Regions from separate parts of the Homo sapiens genome. Here region 2 is linked to region 1. The links are chromatin contacts, found by Hi-C in ENCODE. All regions are on one chromosome and are shown on one strand. The core of a region is the stretch at or near the end of the contact, and the rest is flanking DNA. Distances in the headings are between cores, read along the strand shown. Region 1 has its middle 39 kb from the start of LINC01732. Region 2 holds the start of SMG7 (SMG7 nonsense mediated mRNA decay factor).

What was found. Hi-C counts contacts between places; a loop is a spot of excess contacts on that map. Pooled maps may share reads with other maps.
Region 2: a pooled map shows a loop between it and region 1 (5-fold over the local background). The contact joins the promoter of SMG7 here to the enhancer-like site in region 1. A Hi-C loop is called at or near these places in 2 of 37 single-sample maps with no recorded cell type and 3 of 50 pooled maps.

Annotation. Positions count from the first base shown.
Region 1 is chr1:181,134,140-181,136,969 of GRCh38, reverse strand. No RefSeq gene overlaps it. Among named protein-coding and RNA genes, the nearest start is that of LINC01732, 39 kb to the left of the region's middle. RefSeq lists enhancers at 957-1,006, 1,326-1,909, 1,617-2,036, 1,204-2,403. Within about 2 kb of position 1,454, at least 28 of the 41 ENCODE cell types and tissues checked have a DNase peak (open chromatin) inside an H3K27ac peak, as active enhancers do.
Region 2 is chr1:183,471,088-183,473,917 of GRCh38, reverse strand. SMG7 (SMG7 nonsense mediated mRNA decay factor) reads right to left here and starts at 1,419. Exons shown (of 23, transcript NM_001375584.1): 1 at 1,269-1,419. The coding sequence starts at 1,297. SMG7-AS1 (SMG7 antisense RNA 1) reads left to right here and starts at 1,936. Exons shown (of 5, transcript NR_040063.1): 1 at 1,936-2,830. RefSeq lists a silencer at 1,432-1,581 and an enhancer at 1,737-2,368.

The DNA.
Region 1 (2,830 bases), core at 205-2,704:
CAGAGACACTGGGGTGAGGGAAGTGGTCACGCATCCACAGAGGTGAGGAGCTGCTCAAGGCAGGCCCCGCTGTCTGTGTGCGTGCTCCGTGTCTCTGTGTGTGTGTGGTGTGTCTATGTGTCTGTGGTGTGTCTGTGTGTGATGTGTGTCTGTGTGTGTGGCGTATGTCTCTGTGTGTGGTGTGTCTATGTGTCTGTGGTGTGTCTGTGTGTGATGTGTGTCTGTGTGTGTGGCGTATGTCTGTGTGTGTGGTGTGTCTGTGTGTCTGTGGTGTGTCTGTGTGTGTGGTGTGTCTGTGTGTCTGTGGTGTGTCTGTGTGGTGTGTCTATCTGTGTGGTATGTGTGTGGTGTGTCTGTGTGTCTGTGGTGTGTCTGTGTGTGGAGTGTCTGTGTGTCTGTGGTGTGTCTTTGTGTGTGTGGTGTGTCTATGTGTGTAGTGTGTCTGTGTGTGTGTCTCTATGTATATGATATGTTTGTGTCTGTCTGTGGGGGGTATGTCCGTGTGTGTGTCTCTGTGTGTGTGTGCACACGTGCGCACAATTGAGGGAAGAGCTAAAAGCCTTCCAGAAAAATCCAGTAGGGGTTGGGGGTGGAAAGAGGCAGGCTTCGCCAAATACTAACAACCTGAATATTAAAAGAAGCTGTGCCTCTGGCCATGACATCATCGCTCCCTTCACAAAGTGTCCAATGGGGCATTTCCTGGTCATAGCAAAGGAATGGTGAAAATCAGCTGCACATCACAGCTGAATTGCTTTCTCCTATTGTTTTCTCATAAATATGAGGTTCTGAGCTATAGGTGGGCATTTCCAAGCTAGCTTCAGAACTGTGCCTCCATTCCCACAGTAATTCTGCAAGGCAAGGGGTTCTGCGTTCCTAACAAGCGGTCTAGAAATAAAGCCTTGGGAACAACTCAGAGGAAGTCACTCGGCCTTACACAAATTGCAGGCGGAGGACAGTTCCCTCTTTTGCAGATCACACTGTCACAAATCAGCTTTTTCTTATAAATCAGCATCTCTGCTGCTTACTCATGTTCAGCTTGTGGCCAACTATGACACTCCAGGAATTGTTTTCTTCTGTAATTTGACCCAGGAGGGTTTGAGCTGTAGTTTTTATGCCGGTTCGTAGTAGTATGGCCCAGAGGAGCCATCACAGGCAGCATTCTGAAGGAGTCTTTTAGAGAAAGCTGCACCTCCTTATGAACAAAGGCTAAAGAAAGTTTATTATCTTGGAATCCAGGGTGAAAACAATTCAGTTTTTTAAAGATCTATAAAAGTTACCCAAGGCTTCTTAGACCCTGCCAGTCTGAGACACAAAAACAATAGAAATCCATATTTGCCTGGCTCTGAACCACACCGCTGCAGCTCCCCCACCCCTAGAACCCCACCCAGCAGTTCCAGATGTCCCCACAAGGGCTCTCAAGTTCTCCAGAGAGGACAGTAGTCAGAGGCTCAGACAGGCAGGGACTCCAATGATGACTGGTGACGTGAGCCTCAGTTTCCTTATCTGTAAACTGCAAAATGTAAAATCTGAAAAGCGGAGATAAATCTCACTTCATGGTGTTGTTCTAAGGACTAAACGATCCAATATATGTAAAAGACCTAAGCCCAGTGCCAGGCATCTGGTAAGTAGTCAATAAATGCTACCCACCACTACTACCAGCCACCCCCATTACAGCCTCCTCATCAATACCCATCCCTGCTCCGGCTCGCCTCCCTCCCGACTCGGGCGTTCTCTCCATGCCTCAGATCCAGTCACCTCTCCCAAGGATCTCCTTGGTCTTCTCAGGAACCTGGCCAGCCTGCCCCAGCAGACATGCCCGGGCATGCCTCCCTCACCCTCAGCCTCATGCTGGGCTGCTGCCACGCAGATGCAGACACCCAGGGACACACAGGCAGAAACACCCCACTACAGTCTCGCTGCTCTCTGTCCTTGCCTGCCCCTCCCATGGGGCACACCCATCCCCAGGCTCCCAAGCTGGGGGACCAAGGCTCTGAAGAAACTAGCGCCTGGCAGGGATGGCACTGTGAAACCACAAGGCTGTTTAAGAGTCACGGTCACTGTCAGGGGGCCCACAGGAGAAGTCAGTAGTGAAAGCCAAACACAAAACACCCAGGATGAAATCAGGCAAATTGGAGAAAGTAGCTGGGGGCACAAGGACACTTGGGTGGAAGACAGAGGAAAGATGCGGGTCACATAGCAGCTTCCCCTAATTCCCACGCTCCTCCACCCCGCCTTGAAAATCTGGCATTGTCAACACAAAGCCGGAAAAACCCTGGAGGCAACAATCTCAAACCTGAGACTTAATAAATGCCAACTCTGTCATTTACAGAATGACCTTTGACAAGTCTCTCTTCTTCTGGGGGAACCACAATTTCCTCTTTTTTTTTTTTTTTTTTTTGAGACGGAGTTTCACTCTTGTCACCCAGGCTGGAGTGCAATGGCACGATCTCGGCTCACTGCAACCTCTGCCTCCTGGGTTCAAGCAATTCTCCTGCCTCAGCCTCCCAAGTAGCTGGGATTACAGGCATGCGCCACCACGCCAGCTAATTTTGTATTTTTAGTGGAGACGGGGTTTCTCCATGTTGGTCAGGCTGTTCTCGAACTCCCGACCTCAGGTGATCTGCCCGCCTTGGCCTCCCAAAGTGCTGAGATTACAGGCGTGAGCCACCACGCCCGGCCCACAATTTCCTCATTTCAAAACAGGAGAGCAGCCCAAATGGCATGAATATCTGCAGGCAGGCCCTGGCCGCTGCCCTTACCTCAGCTGCACTCATTAATTCACCTTCCCTGAGCGCCTGCTCTGTGCTGGGGGCCACTAGGCCTGGGAAGC
Region 2 (2,830 bases), core at 170-2,669, 2.3 Mb before region 1:
GTATCAGGTAACTACACACCTCTTGCAATATACATATAGGGATCCACACACGTCAATACTTTCATGTCACTAAACAGCTAAAGTGACTTTTCCACTCATTTCAGACTTCCACCTCATCCAACTCCCTCCTCCGCAAGGTATGAAACAATTTTTTAAAAAACATCTTTCCATAAGGCCTCCCTTTCTTAGTTCTGCTCCTGAAAGACAAAAAGGACCAATTTTAAAGTCTTCCCCTTTTCTAAGCAGTAGTCACTCCCCAGTTAATTTCAGGATCTAACAACCTTACTTTTCTCTATCAAGATTTTTGACCCACTTTACCTCTGCCTCCAAGCTCTTACTCAGCTTCCATGGAACCTTTCAGCTGACACAAAAGCTGGTGTCCTTCCATTCAATATGTTCTCGCCATCAGGTACTAAGTTCAACCTATCTACATCTTCATCCTGAAATGTGCATCAATCGCCGCGCCCCCCACCCCAGACACACATCTCGCACACACACACACTATTCCCATGTGTCACTCTACCTCTGACATACAAGTTCCTTACACCACTCTTAATGAATACACACGACTCTCAGAATGGTATCTTCCGACTACACTGATTCTAACCCAGTTTCTTCTGAAAAACCCAACCTTGTCCACAGTGCCTCCCTCTTTCCTCACTTCCCCATCTATTCCCCTTCACGCCTCCCCACACCGCCAACTAACTACAGATGACATTATTCCTCAATACTCCCAACCCGAGAATGAAGAACAAGCTCCAGTTTCCTGCGGTCTCCCTCTCCCCCTGTCTGCCCTCCGCGGTTCCCCCGCCCCAACACCCCAGGTGTGCAGACTTCCTCCCCGTCCTCTACTCATGCATCGCTCCAACCAATCCCACGCCACACCACGAGTCCCCTGCCACGGGGATCAGACTCCTCCACACCCACCTCCACTCGGGGTCGCCGCCGCCTCCCCGGACGTTTCTCTCCACCCCTCGCTAGCAAACCCGAGACCAAGGGCGCGCGCGCACATTCTCACGCTTCCCCAACCTCCCTCCTCGCACCGGGACGAGCCGGCTTCGCCAGAGCTCAGCCCGGGCGGTAGGGGCTAGGCACCCATACCCGTTCCGCCCCCTCCCGCAGATCCCCTTGCAGTCTCCGCCGACCTGCCCGGCGAGGAGAGGACGCAGCAACTCCCCCGCCACCCCGGACTTACCTCGGTGTCTGTTGCTCCATGCCCCAACCTGCGGCCCGCTCCCCCTACGTACCAGCCCGGCCTCGGCACTCACCGGAGGTACTGCGCGCTCTGCAGGCTCATCCTCCGCCGCCGCCGCCGCGTCTTCCCGCGAAGCCTCCGTGGGTCTCTCAGGCTCCTCGGAGCGGCCCCGCGGCACCGCGGGTGCTGGCGGCCGCCGCCATCTTCCTCTCCTCCGGCTCCTCCTCGCTCGGCAGGGGGGTGGGGGTGAATGAGGCGAGGGGGAGGGAGTGGGGAAAGCTGCTCTCGCTGCTGCTCTGGCCCGTGGGGCGCAGGGACACTCCGACCCGGGGGGGAGGGGGAGGGAGGAGGGGCGGGGGAAAGAGGAGAAGCAGAGGAAGTCGGCGACCGGGCGAGGGAGGGGGTCCCTCTCGCGAGATTTCAGCAGCGCCTGTCCCTCAGTGATTTCCGCCTCTCTGTAGCGCTCCCTTTTGGGATCAACGAGCTGTGTGGCGCCTGTGCGGCTTCTGAGAGACCGGCTGGTGGCGCTTGGCGGCTTCCTGCCAATCCACCCTTCTCCTCCCGCGCAAGGGGGCAATCCCAATCCCACCACCGGGAACACCCAGGCCAAAAGAACGGGAGTTACACTCAAAGTCTTCCCCCTTCTTATCACTCCTGCCGATTTCCCTCTTCCTTTTTGCACGCCTCCACTCTTCCCCACCGGAAACGCCGCCCCTTCCTCCTACAGTTCCTCCCAGCAGTCCCTCAACGCCTGTCTTCCCTCGCGCGTAGAGAGTGACTCGAAGGACCCCCTCTCCTCTTCGCTGCAGCCCCTCCCCATGCACGCTGGGAGACTCTTGGAGGGGATAAGGTGGGGCCCGGAGAGGAAGAGAAGACAATCGGATTGGATAGGCAGCTGCCATGGCAACTGGAGGCTGTGGTTATATTGTCATAGTAACCGATGTGTGCGGACAGGGTCACCCTCCCCTTGGCCAATGGATTCCCAGGAAACCACCCAGGGTTCCCCGTTGGCTTCCCTTCCATCTAAAGGCCTCCCCCAAGTTAGGAATCGATATAGTTCTCCCCGGTGGTGAAGTCCACTTCCTCCTCCCTTCCCACTTCCCACAGCAACTGGGGGGACACCCCGAGGCATTCACCATGGGCTTTTCCACCCGCCTGCGAGCGGGAACCACCTCCGTAGTTTCCTCTCAGAGCCGGGCGTGGAGAGGGCTGGGCCTGCGAAGAGGATGCATGGCCTGGAGGCTGGCGGGCGGCGGGCTGGAGTCGGGAGGGCGAGGCGACAGCGCCAAGCGGCGAGGAAGGGCAAGGGGTTTCCCCACAACTGCCTTGGGCTCTGGGAGGCGGGATCCCGCCTGGACGGGGTCCCTGAGGGAGGAGAGCGGCACACGACAGCCGCGATGCCTTCCCTGCCGACGGGGATAGCCGACTTCTGGCGAGTCGACCCCTCCCCCAAATCCACCCCACCCGCGTACTCCCTCCTGACCTAGCTGTCGCGAGCCTGCCGCGAGGAGGCCAGGGTGAGGGTGGGAACACATCCTAGAAGGCTAACACGTGGTTTTCTATCATTTAAGCCGGGGACAAGCCGGAAGGCTGACTAGCGCCATCACTCTGATAGGCACCCCGCAGTGGGGATCC